Regions from separate parts of the Mus musculus genome. Here regions 1 and 2 are each linked to region 3. The links are chromatin loops, found by intact Hi-C in ENCODE. Cell type or tissue: heart. All regions are shown on one strand.

Region 1 (8,000 bases), 60 kb after region 3:
CAGGAATCTTGTTGATAGGGAATATGACCTCTTCCGGGACGCCTGCAAGACTTCCACCCACCAAAACAAATCAGCTTTTCCCTCTCTGTGTTCCCTGGCCATCTAACCTTGTATCAAGATGATTTGTTTTGACTTAACTCCTCCTTTGCTGCCCTCTGGGTCCCTCTGGGTCCCCCTGAGTCCCTCTGGGTGGGACGGTGTCTTTTTCATGTGCATTCTCCTTAGGATGCTCCACGTTAGTGCCCAGCTGTGATGGTTAATCTTCATTGTCAACTCAACTGGGTTGGTTTGGAGTTACCTAGAAGACACACCTCTGGGAGACACACATCTGAGGATGTCTAGAGAGGTTTAGCTGGGGAAGATCTGCTCTGGGTGTAAGTGACTCCATACATGGGCTAGGGTAGTTACACTGAATCCACAGAAGAATCACAGGAAATTCAACTGAGTACCAGCATCCAGCCATGTCCCCCTGCTGCCTGACTAGACACAATATGACCAGCCACCTCCCACTCCTGCCACCACTACTCCCTGACTTGATAGATTCTCTCCTCAAACCATGAGCCAAAATAAGGCCATACTTTAGTTTCTTCTGTCACAACAAGAAATATAATTAATACGCCAAGGCAGGTGGTGGAACTAGATCTCATTTCTGGGGAGCACAGCTATGGGCAGACTCCTCTGGGATGCTCTTCAGGCCCTCCCTGCTGCCACTGCACTCCTATTGGGTAGATGTTGCTTCATATCAGGGGTGGGAGCCATTGGGGTCTGGGGTATCTCTCGGGAGTGGGAATGGATGGGCTGCCAGGTAAAGCACAGACACCCAGTTAAGTAGCTATTAGTGCAAGCATGCCCCAACTGTTAAATGGGGGCATACACTAAAAACAAGTGCTATTTATGTAAAATTCAAATTCATGGAAGTATCTTGCATCCTTCATTTGCTAAATCTGGCAATACTGGATGAGGATGCTAAGCTACTAGAACCACCTCTCCAGACTCTCAGCCCTATTCCTCTCATGCAGCTCCTGTGTCGTCATGGAGGAACAGCTTGGAAAAGTGGAAGAATTGCCAGTTCAGCCAAGCTGGCCCCTGGGTAGTTGTCCTCACTTCCTCTCCTAGTGTTTCCACGAAGCCCATCGATATCCCACTATCTGGTTCCTGTAGGCCTGGCCAGCCTTGAAAGCCAGCCCCAGTGAGATCGAGTCAGGGAGGACCGGCCGGGCAATGACACTTTAGAAAGCCCCTGGTAGGCATTTTAGAGTGCTCAGGGCCAAAGCTGAGTCGCCCAGCCTTACACAACAGTGCTTTGCACAGTGCTCGGATAGAGTAGAAGCTCAATAAATACTTACTATCTGCACAGAGGACCTGGTGCTGCTGGACCTTCTCCACCCGTGGTTGTGCTTACCTCCTCCGCAGTGATAAAAATGTGTCAAATCAGTTGGCATAGAGCCGTTTCCTTTCCAGGAGCCAAAGCTCACTCCCACTGGGCAGAGTGCCCAAGTGCATTAGGCTGATTTGGATTTAAAATCAATTAACACATCCTCGGGGAACTTGGCTGCCATAAAAGCAAGATAAAACTGCATCTTCTTAAGTTAATTTATTTCCATTTAAAGGGTAATTAATATGTTTTCGTTGACGTGAGCATAGAGAGCTCACGGACCAGTGACACTGGCAGAGAAGCTGGCCAGGCAGTCTCGAGGCTGCAGCAGGAGGGCCTGAGCCACGCCTGTGTCACTCACCTGCCTCTCTCGTCCCTCTCCTCTCAGACTCCCTCGGCACCTGTCTGCTCTCCGTTTTTCTCCATCTCCTTCTCTACCAAGGAAACTGAATGGTAGTCTGCTCCTGGACTTTGACTTGGAAGTTTGACCAAAGCAGATGGTCCTGATAATGAACTTCTCCAGCTGAAAGACCTGCCTACAGAACAGTAGGAATTATGAATGAACTTAATCTGGGCCTGTTTGGGGGGTAGTGGGGAGATAGGTCAGGCAGAGCTACTGGGCCTTGGGGACAGTGATGAGAGTGTCACAGGGACTATCGGGAATGACCCCCAGCTCACTGGCCTGGGGATCTGGAGAGGGGAGGACACTAATCAGTATTTACTTGCAAACAATGAACTCCCAATACTAGATATCACAGAAGAAAAGGAGCTTACCTGTTGTGTAATCATTAGATCTCACTAGGTCAATGGGGAAGCTGGAAAAAGCAAACTTGGGAACCAAGAGAGGCTGGAATAAGGTCACTCCACACAGCCAGAAGGGCGTGGGAGTAGTAGTAGTGTATACCTTTGATCCCAGCCATCAGGAGACAGAGACAGGTAGAGCTCTGTGACTTTGAGGCAAACTGTAGTAAGAATTATATATTCTATCTATCCCGTATATAAGATATCCTGGTATTTATTTAAAATTTGTAAGCCTAGATTGGGCAGGTTTGGAGCTATTCTAATTTTCATCCCAGCCATATGTCCCTTGCCACTTGCTCTTTCTCCTGGTCACATGCTCATGGCCCATCTCATCTCATGGCTGCCTCTTCCTCTCTTTGTCTTCTCTTGTCTCCTTTCTCCTCACTGTTCTCTCCTGAGACACGCCCCCCTCAATCCTCAAGTCCCGCCTTTCTCTCTCTCTACTGCCCAATCATAGGCTTTAGTCTTTTATTGACCAATTAACCTGAAGAGCAAGGTTTGCACAACAAAAACTGGAGTATATGAGAATTTGCTTGCTCGTCTTGGGGTAACCAGCTCTTGGGGTACAGAATTTAGCATTTGAATACATAGAAGCACTTGACCAACCCTAAGCGCTAGCCTGTTCTACACGCGATTACCCTGCTTCCCACTTCAAAAGGACAGCCATGTCGCCTAACCTCCACTGCTGTACGAACACTCTCTAGAGTTTGCCCCATGCCCAGGATCTGAAGTCCAGAGGGTATGGTCTGAATTCTCATACCACGCCATATGCATATTCCCCAGGCATTTGGGGGAAGATGTGGAAATATCTGGCCCCCATCAGACTAAGACTAGATCAGATGCTAGGGAGGGCAGGGAGGATCCTTATGGTGGCATTGAAGTAGAGAGCGAGGAAAGCAGGGCAGGTTTGCATGGAACATGAATTCCATCCTGGTCAGACTGAGTATGAAACACAGGCATTTGGTAGAGCTAGGAGAGTCGATAACAACCGAGGGGCCCTTTGAAGAGGTTAAAGCCCACTGTATCACATCCTGCCTAGATACTGGTGTCGTTCTGCTCCATCCTTGCATTCTTCGTTCTTTAAAGCATCATATCTTGCGAGACGCCCAGGACAAGAAGGCTTCTTTAGGAGAAGCCTTAGTGGGACCCTCTCTCCTAGAAATCCAAATATCTGCCACATTTCTGACCAATTGATGTGAATAGGGGAGTAAGACAAGTTAAGCCGGCAATGGCCAGGACATGAGGCCAATGGTGACTAAAGCTGATAGAGAAAAGGCAAGAAGAATCACCCCTCTGCTTAGGGCTCTATAGGTTTAATTATTTGATGCTTCTGAGACAGGAGCACATCTGGGGTATGGCAGGGTCTCTGCATTAAGAAGTTTCTGGGCTCTAAAGAGACTTAAGGATCGCATAAACACTACAGCTTCATTTCACTACCCTAGGGCCCCAAGGCTCAGAAGGTCACAGAGACAACTTACAGGCTCCCTGATTGTGGAACAAGTGACAACCTTTCACCCACACCTCAGCCCATCCCGCTTGCTCTGCTGACCACCTGAGAGGAAGGGAGACTCCTGTAGGATGCAGCTGGGCGGACCACCTCCTTTTCCCCTGGAGGTAGTGACGTCCATCATTTCTAGGAGACAGTGTTACTGCTATTGTTAAATGCTGGCAATAGATTCTGGATTATTCTCTCCTGGAAGCTGGTCATGAGTCACCATAGCACATCTTTAGGAAGTAGCTGGCTGGTTTCCCAAAACCAAGACCTGGTTCACTCTGCACTGTGTACTGGAGTCTGCTGGCTGCCCTTGTTAGAAGTGGAGGAAGCAGTTTTGACATTTATGAGAGAACAGACGCCCAGTCTCGAGTGCTCAGTCCACCCAAAGCAGTCGATATGTGATGACCTCACCCTGAGATAGGAGGGTTCCAAGAGAGACTATGAAAAGCATCTATCTGTTCAGCTATACTTCTTCATATCTCCCCACCCCCACCCCCATATTGTTTAGGAGGTGGCCACTGAGTGAGCCCTTGAAGGTAACTGGGTCTCTCTATTCTCACTGGCAGGAAGAGAGCAAGACATCCCTGGGAAGAGGTATGTTCATTGATTCATGAACTTCAGGAGTCCAGTTCTATAGCTGTGGTCAACAGCCTACATGCTGCGTGTAGCTGTACAAGAAGGATATTCCCACAAAGTGATGGGGGATGGACAGCAACCCCAGCAACTCCAGTCAAAGAGCAAGGGTGAGCATCAATGTTGATACAGAGTCCAGCAGTGAGCAGATCGATGAGGAAGGATAAAGATCAAGTGACCATGTCGGCTCTATCCACAGTGTTTGTCGACTGTGTCATATGGGAAGGAAAGGGCATGGTGGCTCCGCTCATGCTCTCCCCGCCCCTTCTATTGAACTTTAAATGTCCCCAAAACCCTATGAAAAGAGCTTAGTTGCCAAGGTGTGGTGATCTGGGGAGGTGTTGATGCCTTTAGGAGGTGGAGCCTGGTGGATGAAGTTAGGGCTATGGGAGCATTTCTCCAAAGGGTTCTGTGACCTCTGCCCTCTCCTCATTGCCTGGCCAACGAGAAGGAAACAGGTTTCCTCTGCCATATACTTCTGCCATGCCATTCTGTCTCATCATAGGTCTTAAGCAATCAGGGCAATGACCATGGGCTGTGTGCCTCAGGAACTGTGAGCCAAAAGAACCCTTTCTTCCCTTTAACTTGATTTATCCAAGGCATTTATTACAGTGACAAGAAGCTGGTTACATACTCATTTACCCCTGTCCACTGTATGGCCATGTTCCTATTCCAGTCATATGGTCTACTAGGAGTTCAAAACTCTCTTAGGTGTTCTCAGAGTCCTCTCTCCCCCTCTCACAAGTTCGCTATTTCCTGTGTGTCTTATCTCTCTGTGTCCTTCTGTATTCACAGCTTAGAGATATTCTTTGCAAAGAGGACTTCTTGGCCCTTCAAGGACTCCCAACCCAACACATTCCATCCAAATAACTAGTATTAAGAAAAGGCTTGCCTTCTCCTGGCCCCTTTGTCTAGGCTTGTTTGGGTGACAGGAGAGCTTTGGAGACTCATAGAACAGAAAGACATTATCAGAACAAAGAGTGGGCAGAAATCCCAAGGTGGAAGTTGAGAGCTCCTACAGTGGAAGGACAGACAGATCAAAATAGAAGTGGACAGGAGTACTTTCCAGGCTCAGAGTGAGGCCAAGAGACCAGGTCTGAGTGGCTGCTGCCGGGATGGGAGAAACACATTCAGCCTTCTTCATCTTTTCAAGGACTTGTGAGAAAGGCATCGCCGTTACCTTCTTCTTACAAGTGAGTAAGCTTGAGGCACAAAGTGTTTAGGTAGCTTACCCACAGCTACCCATCTAATCAGTGGTCAGGCCAGGCTTTGAACCTACTCAACCCTCAATGTCTGCCATCATGTAGCAGGACACCTAATTTAAAACATCTGTTCACCTAGTTTCTTTGGCCCATCATACATCAACCCTGGATCGGGTATTTTCTGCCAAACCTGGCACATTATACGAAACGTTTTTTGTTGTTGTTGTTGTTGTTTCTCTCTCTTTCTCTCTCTCTTAGGGAATAATTTATGGCCTTGGAATTCAATTAATGGTGTTCAGAATCATCTTCAGAGAAGAAATCTCATCAAAAGGATAATCTCAAAACAATAGTAAAACTGATACAAGCAATTAACAGTTGTATCATCCATTCTAATTACTGATGAAATTCTATTCCATCTCTTTCCCTTTTCTGCTTTATTATCTAAGCTCTAGGATTGAACTGAATGGAGGAAATATGATAGAATCTTGTCTGATGGAAAGGCAGATGCAGAACAATGAAATAAATACCTACAGAAAAGTAACCTTCAGGCCCAACTGAGTGCGAGTCACGTGCTTGTTCATCATCGGCACAGATATTAAACGCATTCTTCTTGAACCTATTTGCATGACCTGAAGGGACCATAAATCAGCAGGTCTGCATACTTTTTGAGAAACGAATGCATTCCGGCCTAGGAATGTGGCTTGGACTTTGGCAGCACAAGGAGCTGGGATGCTTTCACTTGCAAACAATGGAGGACCCCTGGCTTGAGTTGGCTCAGAAACAATCCATATATCACCATCCATAACCGGAGTTAACAGCAAGGCAAAGCCCAAGATCATTCCAGTCCGAGGCTCGATAAAGTCATCAGGAAATCACGGTTTTTCATTCTTTTCCTTGGCTGTTGCATTTCTGTTGGGAACCTAAGAGCGCCTGCCAGATGGCTGCCACAGGCCTGGGCAGGACATTCAAAAACAACAGTATCCAGGGCACCAACAGATGTCTCTTTTCTTATGCTTGACTCTTTCTTTAGAAGCAAGAAAACTTGGTCCAGACTCCTGGCAAGGGTTGGGGTGTTGCTCAGTGGTTGAGTTTACATATGGGGTTTTAGAACCTAATGCGCGCGCGCACACACACACACACACACACACACACACACACACACACACACACACACACACAAGCAGTCAGTCCTCTGTTTGAATTTGAGTCATTCTCTTGTTCCTAAAGCAATTGGTGATGAGTCCAATCCTGCTGCTGGAGAACCAGTGCCCTGACCCCAACAGACAGCCACCAGACTTTTCCCAGTTGTGTTTCTGAGTACGATTTCTTCATCCAAACAGCAAACCTTTAATATTTGGTGGAAATGGAGATCTTTAAAAAGACCCAAACCTGAGATTTTTGTAATAAGCTCATTCCCTGTTTTTCCTGATAATAAATTGTCTCTGTCACCTCAAAGGTCACCTTGCTTGCCATAAAAATAACAGTTTATAAAGATTGTGAAATATGGCCTTGCTAACCAAATGTTATTCTAAATGCAACAGAGCAGATTGCTACTTTGAAGGGTTTGTTGAAATATTTTGAAATGAAATATGATCAGGACATCAGGTTAAAATGATGTGTTGAATATATGTATTAATCTTCTCTCCATCTCAAAATATTACTTAAAAATGAAAAAGAAATACAAGGGCTGGAGAGATGGCTCAGCCGTTAAGAATACTTATTGTTCTTGCAGAGGACCTGGGGTGGGCTCCCAGCTCTCTCTCATGGTGACTCACAATCAGTGGTAACCTTAGCTCCAGAGACTCCAATGTCTTCTTCTGGTCTCAGAGGGTGCATGCCCATGGTTCACTGACATTCATTCAGGCAAAACATCCACACACGGAAAGTAAACAAATCTTTACAAATAACAAACAGAAAGAAATTAAAGGCATAGTGGCATAAGGACAAAGAGTGGGAGCAGAGACATCAACAGCACTCCAGAGGTGGGAAAGCAGATAGAATAGTGGTGGGCAACGCTGAAAAAGCTGAGCTTGAAGACGGTCACTGGAGAAACCAAGGGTAGCCTGGCTTTATACTGAAGGATGCTCAGGGTACTCAGGATAACGAAGACTTGGCAACACTAGATATCTCTGCAGGTGTAGAAGGGAAGTGAGGGGATGGGGTAAAAGTTGTATGATAAATGGATGGACCTCAGCTTGGTCCCTAGCTCCACACAGCAGTACTGCCTTCTGCTGAAGACTAAAGGCTGAGCCCCAATACCTAAGAGAAGCAAGTCTGCAGTGTAGGAACAGCAGGGAGGTGAAGGGCAGAGCACAGCAACACTGAAAGCTGGCAAAGCACAGGTTGGATTTACTGACTTTTTTTTCACCCAGCTCCTTGAGTTCAGGAACGCCCAAAGGGATATCATTGAAGCAGGAGATGAACAGTGCTCTCCGAGGCAATGGAACAGCCGAAGAGGAAATATGAGAACATGTTGCTGCTATCTGAGTGCTCC
Region 2 (8,000 bases), 240 kb after region 3:
GGCCCAGCCCACGCTTACTGAAGTGAAGTAGTCCAGACAGATGCACTTTCACCAGCAAACAGCAAGGGCTGAACTTGACTTTCCGAGAAAGGTCTCTACTGTGTCCACACAGCCAGGACTCCTGCCAGCATCGGTAAGGAGCTGGCACAGCACCAGGAGCACCCACAACACAGCACATGGCCGAGAGGTCGTGACTAGGAAGCAGCATGCTATCTTCAAAGTCTGTTGGGCCACTGCCAGAGACACACAGGCCTGGCCACACACTGCCACACTGTACATCCTCTGGCTAATCAATTCACAGTGCAGAAATAACAATGGGCCCCACAGTGCCTTCATTAACCTCCTAGATCACATGGGAAAACACAGACTGATGAGCACCTCAGGGAACCGAGCAAAACATCCCCTGCTGCAAAGCCTGCCTGGCCCTTGGGTCATTTTTCTTTTCTCTTTTTGAGAAATGTATACAATTTCTATGTGCTTTAGGTAAACATTTAAAAACATTAATTAGTCCCAGAGACACTTTGTATACTATAGATTTAGTGTAATCTGAGTAAAGTATGGTGGTTAGAAATGAATCTCTGATTATCATGTTTCCTGAACAGAAATGAGAACAGCTGGCCCTGTACTAAGATAAATATATGAAATTGGAACACATCAGAAAGTATGTCCTGCATGCCTTATTTTTTCAACAGTTAGCAAAGAATTGATTTTTAAATTGTATGTGTTTAATGTTTACAGTGTGATGATTTATATATACATAAATGGTTAACAAAGATAAACAAATTAATTTTATGTGTTCATTTTTATTATGTGCGCACATGCGTGTGAACGCATATGCATGTAGAATATCTAATCTATACTCTTTATAGCAAAAACCCTTAATCTAACAGCGCTATTGCCTTCAACCCCCTTGGTGTCCATCAGATCTGAGACTTCCCCAGCCCTACATTTTCTTCCTACCCTGACCTCTATGGCCGTAGCTATCACCTTGCCTCCAGAATCATCTCTGTGTAGTAAACACCTAGCTTTTGCCTTTGAGATCCCGTGTACAAGCGAGATCAAGCTGTCTTCCTCCTGTGCCTGGGTTATACCACTTAGTAGAAGGCCCTCAGCTCACACACGTTGTGGCCATGGCAGAATATCCTCCTTATTACAGGGTGAAGGATCTTCCAGTGTACGTTTATCACATTTTCTGTATCCACACATCCACCCGTGGACACTCTGTATCTGGCCACAGTTGTCACTGCTGCAGTGAACGCGGACTGCACTGCAGGTTTCCTTACAGCACAGACTGCCTTCCTTTGCGCACGCACACGCGGGAGCACTTCTGCTTTCCATATTGACTCTGTAAGTCTACAGCCCCAACAGCAATGGACAAGGATTTTCTTTTCTCCACGCCTTACCCACGTTTCTCTCTTCTTTTTGATAACAATGTGACTGAGGCGGAAGACTTTCCAACTGTCTGGATTTTAAGCATCTGTAGACTGAAATGATCCCACTGGACAGGCTGCCTGATGGGAGGCAGGCATGGGGCAATGCTGTGGGAGCTAGGGAGAAGAGGGGGGCACAAGCCCTACGTGGGAAGGATATCAGACTGGGATACCAGGCTGGGCCTAGCCGCCACACTAAGTGGTTTTATTTGGGAGTAAAGGGAAGTGCAGAAACATTGTCACACCCAGGAGCCAGTATTGATAGTTTCTGGATCCTTCCGAGTTGCATAGGCCGACTCCTACAAGCTCAGAATCCAGGAGAGACCTAAGTAAGCTAAGACAAGAACTAAATTTAAAACAGCAACAACGATGCTTTTTGCCTTTTAGAATTATTGATTATTCTTGTGCTTCTCCCTTGACTCAAGGGGAAGAGGAAGAGGCCACATTTTGTGTGACCTTTAAAATCTATCACACAGCCAGCCAGAGAGGACTGTGGCTCAGGACTTGGGCAACTGAAACAAAAAAGTGGAAGAAACAGTAACATTCTCTCACGCAAGCAGTACAAATGGCGTCTTTGTACAGCACGGAATGAACCTGTCCAGGCTCCCCAAGAAGACAGGAGCTGACCCCAGACTACCTCGATTCTGGTGGCTGGACAGGCCTAACGTGCATGTACCTAAGGGTCCTACTCAGCCATGTGATCATATGTTCTAAATACTCACTGATCAAGTGAACCAAGACTAATATCCCTGCAAATTTACCTCCCACTGGTATTTACTTTCATACGTTAGTACATATATAACTATAGTATGCCAACTAGTCCCCTTTCTCAATGCTACGGCAAGTAACTGACAAGAAAGTACTTAAGGAAGGCTATTTGGTCACAGTCTGAAGTAGAGCCCGCAATGAGGAGGAAGGACTGAGCCCAGCATGAGCTGTGGCAGCAGGAGCATGGAGCTCTCACACACCAGAGGGGCAGAGAGCAGAGAGCGATGATCCTGACACCTGACCCATTCACATCTTTTTTCCTCTACCTATTCAGTCGGATCCATAGACCAGCACTGCACACACTCCCTAACCCTCCCTGGATGCCTTTACAGGGGCTGTTTCCTAACCTAACCAAGGTGAAAATGGCAAGCAAGCATCACAGACAACCAGAGTCAGACTGAGTAAAGGCTCATGGTGAATGAAGATAGGAGCCTAGGACCATGGACTTAGCAGGACCACTCTGGGTGCCTGGTGCCATTGAGCTGACCTCGAGGGACCATGGTGTGTGAGTGGGATGCAGGGATAGGAGGCCAGGGGCCACAAGAGAGAAATGAGACTTCAGAAACAGAACTAGAGAAGTCACAGACAGGATGCAGCAACTCAATAGTAAGGTGTTACATGGCGCCCACAGTGGAGTCGCTCAGTTACCTCAAACAAATGTCTGTACACATCAGAGAGAGCAGGTGACATAAAAGCATCGGATCTTTACTTAACACCTTTAAAGTGTTAATGACGAAAGTGGCTCAGTATATTCTTTATGTAAAAAGAAGCAGGAAAGCTGGGCAGTGGTGGAGCACACCTTTAATCCCAGCACTTGAGAGGCAGAGGCAGGCGGATTTCTGAGTTCGAGGTCAGCCTGGTCTACAGAGTGAGTTCCAGGACAGCCAGGGCTACACAGAGAAACCCTGTCTCAAAAACCAAAAAGAAGAAGAAGGAGGGGGGGGGAGGAGGAGGGGGAGGAGGGGGAGGAGGAAGAGGAGGAGGAGGAGAAGGAGGGGGAGGAGGAGGAGAAATGCCTTTCCACGTCACACTAGGTCTGCTCTGGTTAGCAAGGACTACTTCTGCAGGGCCTGATTTGTGGGGAAACAGCTGGACAGAAACCAGAGTCTACACAGCAATGAACTGCAGACCTACTTCAGTTGGGGTCCGCAGGATGCACGTACACTATCTAGACCGGCACCCCTGGGGTCATCCTGCTGAGACTTACAGTGTCCCCAGCATCTTGGGCTCACCTTTCCTTTATTCCTGATGCTTGTCACAGCCTTTAAGGACTTGCTGCCTCCCATTTCCTGGCTTTCCTTTATGGTGACAGTGTCCTTTTAGAGGTAGTATTTATATGCTCCTACAAGGCTTCTGATTAATGCCAGGCAGTGTTTCCCTGCTTGTAGCCTTTAGTGTCGGTTGGAACCACACAGGTACTGATTCTAGTGCGGGTAAGGACTGCTTTAAGCTAAATATGAGTTCTTTACATCCAGTATCTCACTTGTCATTATTAGATAAAGTGACAGAAAATAACCATGAGTTACTTTAATCACTGATAACTCCACAAGGCTTTTGTGGAGACCAAAAGGACCGTCATTTGTTATCTACTAGTGTTCTTTATAGAGGGAGAACTGTGATTTACTGTGCACTCCTTCCCCTTCGCCTCTCCCAGGCGATTAACCATCTCCAGTTGGCTGTGCCTCAGAGTGGCATCCAGGTCTGTAGGCTGAACATTTACAGAGCACAGCCAATCAGCCTGGGGTGGGGGAGGAGCCCATAGAAGGTCTGCTAACAACTCAGTGCAACTCAGGTGTGACCCCTGCTGGCAGTGAGTGCTACTGCAGTCCTGCTGTACATAGCACAGGAAGGTTAGGGAGGGTCAGGGAGGGCTGTCCAGGAAGCTAGGGCAGGGTAGGTGAGAGCAGCAACCCAGTTTTAACTTGAAGCCTCATTTGTTTCCCCACTGCTCAGCTACCTCCAAATCAGGACCCAAGTGTGTGCCCCCATCCTGAGCCCCCAAGAGAGGGATCCTCCCCCATTTACTCTCCTGGGTCAGGTTAGAACCTCCAGGCTCTCCCCTGGAAGGATAGGGAGAATGGCAAGGAGATGCTCAGAGAGCCCTGGTCAACCAGCCACAGACCAAAGATAAACTGCTCCTGGCTGGTAATAAAATTAGAGACTCCTTAGGGTCCTTTTCTGTTGGTAACAGGATTAGGAAATAAATCCCCAACACATGGGGCATCTGCCCCGTGCCTTGCGGAAGACAGCGCTCGGTTCTGTTTGCCTAGTGCAGCCTTCACTTTGCAGCTTCCCTGTGGCAAGGCGGCATGCTGTCTCCTCCCAACTTTCAGAGGGAAGGAAGGGCTGTGGGCTCTAGGGTATACTTAACAAGGACTGTCAGGACTAAACCTCACCAGTCTTTCTGAGCCTCCCACTTCAAACTGACCAGCAAGGCTTCATAATCTCATATCCTCACGAGACAGGCATGGTGAGAACACCACCTCAGTTTTTAAATGGGAGAATTTAAACCCTGATATGAAACATTGCCAAACTCATTTTCCACAGTGGGGCTCCCTTGTCCAGTGGGTGCTAGCCAGTGCTGGGATGAGGGAGCAGGGGTTGGGGGGAGAGGTTCTGTGTACAGCAAATAAGACTAATGCTATATAGCTTTATACAGTTGAATCACATCAACTTTAATACACGTTGAAAATGGTCCTGCCCAAGGAAGACAGTTCTAAGGGCGCTCTGCACACCACTCTCCACGATGAGTCTCACTCCTCACTCCACAGATCAGACACCACAGTCAAGATCCTGGAGACCCACAGAGGCAGCCCTGGAGAGCCACAAATACAAGTGCAATCATAGGCCTCTCCTGTCAGTTCATTTCCCTTCGCTAAATGCAATCATGTACCGAAAACAGTTCTGCAGAGATGCTAGCCAGAAATGCACAAATTACATGTATAAAAATATACAACCAGATATACCCAAGTGTTTGGAATTAGGCACAACTGGCGCCTTTCTCAAGCACATCCAACTAACTGCTAACTCTCTCCCCCTCATTTGCCATTTAGTAAAATATTTCTTTGTTTAAAGAACTATATCTGTTTGTAAAACATATTCAAAGTGAAACTCAATCTATTCTTCCAGTTCTCTCTTTCTTACATCTGTCCCTGATAAATATCTCTGCGTATGTGCCTACAGGAGACACACACGCACGCGAATGCGCACACACACACACACACACACACACACACACACACACACACACACACGAAACATGCTGTGCTTCACCCTAGGGAAGCAAAGCCAGGATTTCTTTCTATAACAACTGTTAAAGCACTCCTGAGTGATACGAAGGCTGTGGCACAGCAAGCCTGGCACGGTGACGAGCCTCATCTGCAGTACACTCTTCACCACAGCCCCAAAGTATATTTCCAAAATACTGACCAGGCAATGAAGTCTTAACTAAAAATGGCCAGATCTAGAATTAGAAAACACCCTGTCTGGCGATTCTCCTAATCTGTCTCTGCACTATAGCAGATGCCACCATGTTGTAGATCTACACTCCTGGACAGCAGCCCCATTCAAAAGGCCTGTGCTCGCTCTCACCTGCCGGATGCTCTCCATGCCAGGAGCAGGGGGATCCGTATTCACTCCCTAGGGCTGCTGGACCAAAGTGCAACCTGCTGGATGGTTTAAACAACAGGAATTCCTCGGCCTACAGCTCAGGCTCCTGAGATCCTGCCCAGGCCTCTGGCTATGTCTGGTGGCTAACTGATGATCTTGGCCCTTTCTTTATTTGATGGAGGCAAAGCCCCGATTTCTGCCTTCACTTCCACGTGGCATTCCCCTGTTCTGAGTGCCTGCTGTAATTTCTTCTTTCTATAAGGGCAACAGTTGTATTGGATCACAATCTGCTCTACTGAGCTCACCTCAGCTAAGGACATGGGCAATGATTCTCTCCCCCAGTAAAGTCTGAAGTAGGACATCAACATAGAAGCCACTGGGAGATAAGGGGGCCAGGATGGGAGAGAGAGGAAGAGAGAGAAATGGAAGGAGGGAGAGACAGGCTGGGACTTAACCAACTTTTGGCTGGGCTTCCATGAATCCCACCAGCTAGTCTAGTTCTCTTGGGGTAGATGTTTGATGGCATCAGCATTTCCTAAGAAGGGGTGCACCTGTCATGGAGACTGGATTTCAGGGAAGAGACATAGTAGTAGTGGCCACTCAGGATATTCCTGCATCATTCCCTCCTCATACGTACACCACTTTGGCTGCCAACTTCATAATGATACATTTTTCTCAAAGAAACCTGCTGTCTTCAGGCTGGTGAGGCTGACAGACAAGGCTAATACATGCTGTCCCCAGAGAGCAGGGGAGCTATATTATCTCAGTTACCACAGAATAGAATTCTCCAAAATACACACTCAATTTAAAGTAGAAGTGAAATGGCCTGACGCTGCTTCCTGAGGGGAAATGTGTAAATATGGCTACTATTTACCCGCCTACTTGCGTAGTTTTTGTTCAAACAGAGCGTGCCTGCTGCATACGCAGAGAAACTGTTGAGACTGGCTGGAGATACCCTCGGAACTGATATCTTGCCCGCTGTACTCGGCACTACAGTTGCTGCGTATGTGCTGTGCAAATGCCTCGGTGCCGAGACTAATCCATAATCAGTACCAGCTCAGCCAATGTGAGCGTGGAGTCATTGTGTCTTAAAGCCGACAAGACCATTTCTCACTGAGCAGAGGATGGCAGCAAGGCTCAAAGGTATCTAGGTACAGCCTGGCAAAAGCCTTGTGTGATCCGTGGAACACTGGGTCAACACGGGCTGAGGCTAACTGGATGCCCCAGACTCCTGGACCATCAGCCCACATCAACCCACACTCCTGAGCAAGACAGAGGCAGTCCATGACGCCCACCCACTTGCCAGGAACATGCACACATGAACACAGGCATGCACCTCTCGGCTCCATTAAGCAGAGCATGAGTTTTGGAGTCTGATCTAACATCCTGGAAAAGGGACTGGTCCCTTTTGAGCCTTGCTTCCTGTATGATGGGAACACATCTGGGGGTTGCTGAGAAAGAGCTCTCAGGTGCCCTCACGCAGGGTCTGGCCAAAGTTGGTTCTTGGTCCATGGGACTTCCTGATATTTTCTCTTGCCATAGTAAGGGTAGAATCTTCCCGAGAGAACCTCTGTCTGACTAGACACACAGGATCTAAACAGAGGTGAATTTACAGCTGGGGCTCTGACAACCCCACTTCTTTCTCCACTTCTGACAAGTCTGTAAGAAGTCGATGTAATTTCTCCTGGAATAGCTGGTCTGCTAAGGGACATTAACACTTGCTATGTGCTGAGACTTGTTCAGAGGTTCTTACACATTTTAATTTTCAATTTTTCTACAAGAGGGTATCATCCTGACTCCTACCTGACCGATGTGGAAACTGAAGTACAAAGACAGCCTGTCAAAGCCTCAGCATTACGTGGCAGTGGAGAATGGATTCAAGGGCAGGCTGTGAAGCCCCAGCACCCATGTCTTACCCCCAGCGCTGATGCTGTGTTTGTGAAGCCTCTCTCTCTCTCTCTCTCTCTCTCTCTCTCTCTCTCTCTCTCTCTCTCTCTCTCTCTCTCTCTCACTGATTTGGCCACACACACGTACTTACCTTTTATTTAACTTTCTGCTTCACTTTCTAATCATTTACTGAACAAACTACAGACCTAGAGTTTCCTTGGAAGGAACACTACACTATGTCCCCAAGACTCAATGACAAGGCAGGCAGGGACCCAACGATGACTATGCACACTCGAAGAGGACTGT
Region 3 (8,000 bases):
CAATAGTGGGGCTATTGGAGGTGACATGATCTTTGTGGGCTGAGGCCTATTGGATGGTTTGGGGGTCGTTGAAAACATGAAGCAGTTCTCATATAACCCCTCTGTAGGTCTCTGAAACAGTTTCTATTAAAGGAGGGAAATCGGACCACTGTCCCTGTCTCCGACTCTTGACTTAAAATGTGTGTCCTGGTCCCGACACATATCTCCACCACTGCTATCTCTCTGCCATGACTACCTCCCACCCCAGTCATCCAATGCAGGTATCATGCCCTTGAGTCTTCCCAACTGTGAACTAAATAAATGCATTTTCTTCGTCAGTAGCCCATGTCTGACTTGTTTGCGATGGTGTTGCAAGCTGACCACTACAACAGCCCATCTTGTTGGTATTGATGAATTTGTTAAAGTCTCTCCCTCTGGGCTCAGCAAACCTGTCTCTCTTCCACACGCAAGACAATCCTTCTGGTGCTTGCAGACAGGTCCTCTGTCTCCCTCAGTCTTGCTTGTTCCAAGGTCCCAGTCTCCTCCCGGCTCCTGGAGTCATGAGGCAAATAGGAACTGTTTCCCATCTGGTGTGTGCTGTGAATCTGATGAAATTGCTATGATCAATAAGCTCTCACCCGGCAGAGTGATGACGTCACTGCGGAAGACTCCGCTCCTATTGGTGCTCCTGACTAAAGGGCCATGTGGCCAAGTAAAGGCTGCAGTTGTGAGATTTGGTGAGTGTCACAAAGCCTGTATTCTGACAGACACCATCTCAGGTTGGAGTGAAACGGGAACAGGAAACATCCATCATTTTCCCTTCTCTTCTCCCACTTCCTCACCTCAGTCATTCTGGGTCCTCCCTCCTCCCATCCAGGCCCAGTGAGACTTCCTGTTTTCCTCTTTTGAGGACTCGCTCTCCGTTCCCTCTCATCTTGATAATTGTCCTTGCCTGCTTTATCCCTCGGATTCTGTTCCCTGCCCCCTCCCAGCTCCTACTTCATGTTTATTCAGCTCTCTCCACAAAAACATAGGCCCATTGAGATAAAGACCTTAATCACTCAGTCTCAGGGGGAAAAAAATCACTCAGAACCTCAGAAAACTCTCTGAATTAGAGAGTAGCTGAGGGCCAGAAGCAGGAAGAGTTCTAGTCTAGAAAGATCAGTTTACAGGAGCCCTTTAAATGGCCGTCGCTTGGGGTTTCTGCCCTTCGTCACCAGGCAGAGAAACCTTCTACTGTGTCCAGCAAGTAAGCCTCTGTAAGGTCATGGGTATAGGAAAGTGGAAGCCTGGGGGCTCAGAGCCATCGCAAAGAGACTCCTCGGGGTCAGAGGTCACATCTGTGGCTGAGAACAGAAGGTAAAATCGGCAGGAAGTGGCACACTCCTGGCGGATGCATTCCTAAACCTAGGCCCCGAGGTAGCTAACAAGTTCAGCCTCAAGCTAACCCGGTCACATGTGTATGCTGTTACACACTATTGCGCAGGTGTGTGGGCGCTTTGCTATGGAAGGCATAGACATGGTTCCTTCCTAGGTCTACAGATGGGAAGGACCATGCTCAATGGCAGCTTGCAGAGGGAGGGAAATCACAGTATGTTGTAACAGCACACTGCCATCCTCCACGCGCCTAGCATCAGTCCTAAAGTTAGGCAGTTTTGGTTTGAAGGGAGCAATTCATGTCTTAGAAAAAAATTCCTTTATAGGCAAAAATGAATTAGTGTTGTCAGCCAGGAAATATCAGAGTGCCTGTTTTGTTTGTTGGTCATGTTTTTTTTTTTTTTTTTTTTTTTTTTTATCTTGTGATTAGAAAATACATGTGGAGAAAGAGGAACACTCCTCCATTGTTGGTGGGAGTGCAGGCTTGTACAACCACTCTGGAAATCAGTCTGGCGGTTCCTCAGAAAATTGGACATAGTACTACCGGAGGATCCAGCAATACCTCTCATGGGCATATATCCAGAAGATGCCCCAACTGGTAAGAAGGACACATGCTCCACTATGTTCATAGCAGCCTTATTTATAATAGCCAGAAGCTGGAAAGAACCTAGATGCCCCTCAACAGAGGAATGGATACAGAAAATGTGGTACATCTACACAATGGAGTACTACTCAGCTATTAAAAAGAATGAATTTATGAAATTTCTAGCCAAATGGATGGACCTGGAGGGCATCATCCTGAGTGAGGTAACACATTCACAAAGAAACTCACACAATATGTACTCACTGATAAGTGGATATTAGCCCCAAACCTAGGATACCCAAGATATAAGATATAATTTGCTAAACACATGAAACTCAAGAAGAATGAAGACTGAAGTGTGGACACTATGCCCCTCCTTAGATTTGGGAACAAAACACCCATGGAAGGAGTTACAGAGACAAAGTTTGGAGCTGAGATGAAAGGATGGACCATGTAGAGACTGCCATATCCAGGGATCCACCCCATAATCAGCATCCAAACGCTGACACCATTGCATACACTAGCAAGATTTTATTGAAAGGACCCAGATGTAGCTGTCTCTTGTGAGACTATGCCGGGGCCTAGCAAACACAGAAGTGGATGCTCACAGTCAGCTAATGGATGGATCATAGGGCTCCCAATGGAGGAGCTAGAGAAAGTAGCCAAGGAGCTAAAGGGATCTGCAACCCTATAGGTGGAACAACATTATGAACTAACCAGTACCCCGGAGCTCTTGACTCTAGCTGCATATATATCAAAAGATGGCCTAGTCGGCCATCACTGGAAAGAGAGGCCCATTGGACTTGCAAACTTTATATGCCCCAGTACAGGGGAACACCAGGGCCAAAAAGGGGGAGTGGGTGGGCAGGGGAGTGGGGGTGGGTGGATATGGGGGACTTTTGGTATAGCATTGGAAATGTAAATGAGCTAAATACCTAATAAAAAATGGAAAAAAAAAAAAGAAAATACAAACTTGGAGTCATCCACCACTCTGCCTGCCATGTGAATGAAGACCAGCCACAGTGGGAGTGGGGAACACTGTAGAGAAGACACCTATTCCTGGTAGCTCCCTAGAAGCTATTTGCTGTTAAAACAAAAAAATGAATTCCTGGAGCAGATTCCAAAATTCCAGGCAAATTTCCTCACTTTTCACCACACGCTATGAGCTCATGTTCTGGAATTTTCCCCCTGTGTGTGTGACCTTCCCTAACCTAGACTGGATGTACGGGAAAGTGCAGGTGGCAGGAACTCTGTAGCCACGGAATTTCTCTCCAGGGGACAACAGCAGGCCTCAGAGGACAGCTGGACAGAGCCCTCCAGGGGGTCTTAATGGAGGTAAGCACCCAGAGCCCAGAGTGACATTCCTGGCTACCCTGAGGTAAGCACACAACTACACTTCCTCAGCCAAGGAAACATATTTGCATATGCAAAAATGCATTCCTGACTTTACAGGTGAATAGCAAGGGCCTTAGGACCAAATACACCAAGCACACTTTGAGCCCCTGATTTTAGGCTCTGCTGGGGAGATTTTAGGTTGCTGATCAGGGAGAGATCCTGGTACTTTCAGGTATCAGATGAGAAAGAGTATTGAGACCCACAGATTTATAGATTCCTCTCAAAAGCTTCCTTCCTTCCAAACTGTGTCCACTCTTGCTCTCTTCCTGGAACTCCACAAACCGTGTCACACTGCTCACTACAACGGTAGCATCCTTCCTTTCTCCTGCCTTACTCTGCCCGCCTCTTTCCTTCACACCGCGTAGCTACTTCCATATACTTTCTGAATCTCATCTTCCTTTGTCAATCTCCTGGACTCCTCCCTCAGTCCCATTCTGGGTCACCCAAACTGTTGCCATGGTCTGCGTGCTGGCTCTTTTCTCTGAAGCCCGACTACCCCTCCCACCACAGAGCATCTCTGGGATTCTTAAAACCCAGCTGTGTCTGCACTGACCTCTGCTGTAAACCGCTGGACTCCCTGGATCAGCTGCAGACAGGCCCCCAACCCCTCCCCTCTCCCCCCAACCCCCTCTAGCTGCTAGCCCCCACAATTCCCTGGGCTCCTGCCCTTACTCTTGCTTTCAGTTTTCACAGGCTCAGGCTTTTCAGGCCTTCCACGGTGTTTGTTTATCTATCCAACTTAGCCCTTGGGGCCCCAATATGATTAAGAAGCTTCTCTTGGGTTTCTGTCCTGGTACTGTCACCTCCTAGAGAGGTGTCATTTATATCTCAGCCTAGTACAGAGAGGGCTTTAGCTTATGAAGTGAGGAAAATACTTCTCAAGGGAACGAGTGAATGAATGAATGAATGAATGAATGAACGAGTGAGCAAATGAATCGTGACTGCTGTGCTTACGATGGTAGCAGAAGGAAGATGCTGAACCAGTGTGAAGTCATCACTTCTGGACACACCAGAGACCACCTGTGTTCTATCACATCACCAAGGTGATAACCGGGCACAAATTCGCACGTATAGACAATAATAACCCTTGTGTCGAGGTTCCACAGTGATCAGTGGAGCTGATGCATGCGAATATGCTTTCAAAATCATAAATGACTGTTCAGATGTGCTAGGGACGTGTCCAGCATCCCTGACGGGCAGAAGCCTCCGAGCTGGTGATTCAGAACAGAAACAAGCATACAGCAGACATAATGGTCCCATCGTCGTGTCATGGGCTGTGTTGTACCCCTCAGCGTCTAGCAGGGTCCCCAGGGAAGGACAAGGCTTCCTTCATACGCAGCCTGGGCCTTTGGCTAGGGAGATTCCAGATGGTCAGAGAAAAGAATAGCCCCTGGACTGACCCAGGGGCCCAGTGGGAACTGGGCTCTGGTTTGGTGCCCTGTGTGTGCACGCAGTGAGGAACTCTGCTTTCTTGGGCTGTGGCTTGTAGCTTTGGAGCCTTAAAAATAGCACTATAAGGATATTTTTAGTGCATTATCCTGAGGCGTGGCTGACTCTTGTGGGGCTGCGTGTGACGCCTGAAAATAGCTTTGGTCTGTTTGCAAGTGATTCAGACAGCTGGTTCAGAGCTTCGGTAAATACACAAACAAGTGGGGGCTGCTGAGTTCTAACTATAGGTCACCCCACCCCGGCACATCTGGAAAACTGCTTCTAATGAAATTTACAAGATCTCTGGACCTTGTACAAACCACAGTGCTGCTTAGAGGGGCCTGGGGTGCTTCCAGGTGGTAGACTGGACAGAGCAGAAGAGCCAGCCCATTTTACCAAGGGGGAAACTGAGGCTGTGAGAGAATGTTTCTTCTTGCCAAAGTTGCATAGTTGATTTGTGACATGGTGGATTGTGCAAAGCCCGTGTTATTTTTTCCAGCTATTTTGTGTGTGTATGGTGGGGGCGGGGTGTGTGTGTAGATATAGGTGCTCATGCACACGTGTGCACAAGAGTACAGAGGTCAGAGGATGACCTTGGATCTTGTTTCTTAGCTACTGGCCTATTCACCTTTGTTTTGAGAGGTCCCTCACGGGTCTGGAGATAGTCAAGTACCAGCTCCGGCCTCTGGGTTGCTACCCTGTTTGAGCTCCTGCCCCACTCTCAAGGACAGACTGTTACCTGGAAGTGTAAGCTGAGTAACCCTTTCCTCCCCATGCTGCTTTCGGCCATAGCATTCCATCACAGCAATAGAAACCCTGACTTAAAGCCGGGCATGGTGGCGCAAGCCTTTAATCCCAGCACTCGGGAGGCAGAGGCAGGCGGATTTCTGAGTTCGAGGCCAGCCTGGTCTACAAAGTGAGTTCCAGGACAGCCAGGGCTACACAGAAAAACCCGGTCTCGAAGAAAACAAAACAAAACAAACAACAACAACAAAAAGAAACTCTGACTTAGATCCCTCCCAAGGCCAGTTTTTCTATGTGAGACCATTTCCAACCCCTCTAGGCATTCTGTAAACCTCATCTGAATTGGTGCTCCTGTGAGGCAATGCTGTTATTCCAATTTTGCAGGTAATGAAGCCAATGCTCAGAGAGCAAGGAGACTGCCCAAGGGGTCACAATTAAGGAGCCCTTAGGCTGCACCAGGGTTCTGGGACCCAAATGCTTTGAGTCTCTGGCAAAAGTCAATCTCTGTAAGTGGATGAGACAGACAACCAGGGGTTGTAGCCACAAGTGTTGCAGGGCCTAGCTGGCTGAGAAGGGGCACGCATGGCCTCTGTCTCTCCTCATGACTTCCTTCTCCTCATGACAAAGGAGCAAATGATGATAGCCAGAACTCAGCATGTAGGAGAGCAGGCTGCACGGGCCACGGGCTTGTGAACGTGTGCCCTCTGAACCAGCTGGGCAAGTGGCCTTTGAAAGTAGACAGTCTGCAATATGTCGTCCATGTATGTCATCCTACCACACAGAACCATTTAGCATTGGTGACCATTACTTATTCTAGACAACTGTCTGTGTAAGCAAAACCACACCAGATAATATAAGCCCTGCTTCGACTTGCTCCAGCCAGTTACATAGCAAAAAACACAAATTTGTATCTTTAGTTACTGTGCCCAGCTCCGCTGTCGGGAGGTACTTGATGTCCTCCGTGTTCTGATTGTCGTTCACATGGCGCTTCGTATCACAACTATCATTTACCATGCTCTAGCTCCGTGGACAAAAACACACCGCCAGACAGACACACTCTGAATTACTTACACGCTGACCTTTCTTTGACCCCTGCCATTTTTATTTCTTTTAACAGTAGAGAATACAAAGAGGATGTAGGGGACAATAAAGACACACAGGCTGAACCTGGCCTGCTGTTATCAGGTGACTTCCCCGCCTTCTTCATCTTTTAAAACAGGAAAGCTCTGTACCAACTCTGCAGTCTTTTACAACAACTGAGCAGATCCGGAGACACTCGAGAGCAATGGCTCTCAACCTTCCTCACTCTGAGATGCTTCAATACAGTTCCTCGTGCCATGCTGACCCCTAACTGTACAATGACCCCACGGTCACTGCATAACTGTAATCTTGCTGCTGATATGAATTGCAGTGTAAATATTTTGGGAGATAGAGAGTTGCCAAAGGGTTCGCGACCCACAGGTTGAGAACCACCGCTCTAGACGTGTTTTAGAGCCATGCCTGAGTGTCACTCATTTAAGCCATCACAGCTTGCAGAGGGAGAGGAGAGCAGTGCTCTTTGGCAAACATTAGTCTGCATTGTGCTGCTGAAAACCTGTGACTGTGACTTGCTGATGGCTGCGCTGTCTTAGGAAGCAACTGAGCCCCTGAACCTTACTTCTCTTACAAACTCTTTTTCCTTCATTTCTTCTTTCCTTCCCTTTCTCCCTTCTTTTAGAGAGCCTCGTGAAGTAATATATGAGCATGCAATTTTTTTTTTATTGCCAAAGGCTCTAAACTATGAAGTTGCCATTTTTGTTTTTTTTTTTTTTTATTATCCCGTGGGTTACTAACCTTTTCAAACGTCTGTGTTTTTAAAGAAAAGATTCGCCTGACTGCTGATTTATCTTTGCCCCTTAGCACATGTCTGTCCTTGAACAAGGTGCGAAGAATGTGGTGCCAGCCAGCCAGACTCAGCTCATCTTTCCTGGGAACTGACCACATTGAGTCACTGTGCCTCTTGATGCTCTGCTCTGCGGTTGTCTCCATTAGCAGTAAAGCGTGTGATCATGCCTGTGATGAACTTCGAGCCATTTAGACAAATCTTGTGTTGTTAGTCACAATGACAGCTGCGCTATATACATCTGAAAAAAAAAACTAGGTAGTATTGCCAGACTTAGTTCCCTTTAGTCTCAAGGCCAGGCTTGGCTCATAAGTACACCTGCATAGTATGGACAATTAATTTTGAGACTTCTTCGCCTTGTGTGCTAGCCCTAGATTTTGTGGCCTCTGGATGTGGGCTCTAGAGGGGATAATACCTTTCACTTTATGACCTTTCATTGGGCTTCACCTTTTTCACAATAGTTCTTAGGATTTAATCAGAGCTGTATTTCTACCCCCCAGTCTTTGGAACCGGCAAACCCATCAGCTATGTTGACACCACCACCACCACCACCACCTCCACCACCTCTGCCAGTGGAATTGTTCTACAGGAATCCTGGGTTGCCAATTAGGA

The links. A loop is a pair of places that touch in the nucleus more often than their neighbours do. Peaks named below come from ENCODE experiments on the same cell type or tissue, not always from the same donor. Only the 100,000 strongest peaks of a DNase experiment are listed, where the experiment ranks them.
Region 1: it touches region 3 in a loop (8-fold over the local background); 4 of 42 quality-filtered maps call a loop at or near these places.
Region 2: it touches region 3 in a loop (4-fold over the local background); 7 of 42 quality-filtered maps call a loop at or near these places.

What each region holds. Positions count from the first base shown.
Region 1 is chr16:30,791,849-30,799,848 of GRCm38, forward strand. Gm33502 (a long non-coding RNA gene) reads left to right here and starts at 1,574. Exons shown (of 3, transcript XR_384806.2): 1 at 1,574-1,921; 2 at 4,238-4,414; 3 at 5,953-6,965. In heart, no CTCF peak of the experiment used is centred here; DNase peaks (open chromatin) are centred at 1,243, 1,353 and 3,873; H3K27ac peaks cover 2,156 bases.
Region 2 is chr16:30,973,449-30,981,448 of GRCm38, forward strand. All of the region lies in intron 3 of Xxylt1 (xyloside xylosyltransferase 1), which reads right to left. It overlaps Gm15742 (a long non-coding RNA gene), which reads right to left and starts at 3,023. Exons shown (of 2, transcript XR_384807.2): 1 at 1-3,023. In heart, a CTCF peak has its summit at 58; DNase peaks (open chromatin) are centred at 103, 1,293, 3,963 and 4,440; H3K4me3 peaks cover 375 bases; H3K27ac peaks cover 2,337 bases.
Region 3 is chr16:30,732,317-30,740,316 of GRCm38, forward strand. No RefSeq gene overlaps it. Among named protein-coding and RNA genes, the nearest start is that of Gm33502, 57 kb to the right of the region's middle. In heart, CTCF peaks have their summits at 3,862 (motif pointing left) and 4,062; DNase peaks (open chromatin) are centred at 895, 3,225, 3,865, 4,805 and 1 weaker place; H3K4me3 peaks cover 748 bases; H3K27ac peaks cover 5,476 bases.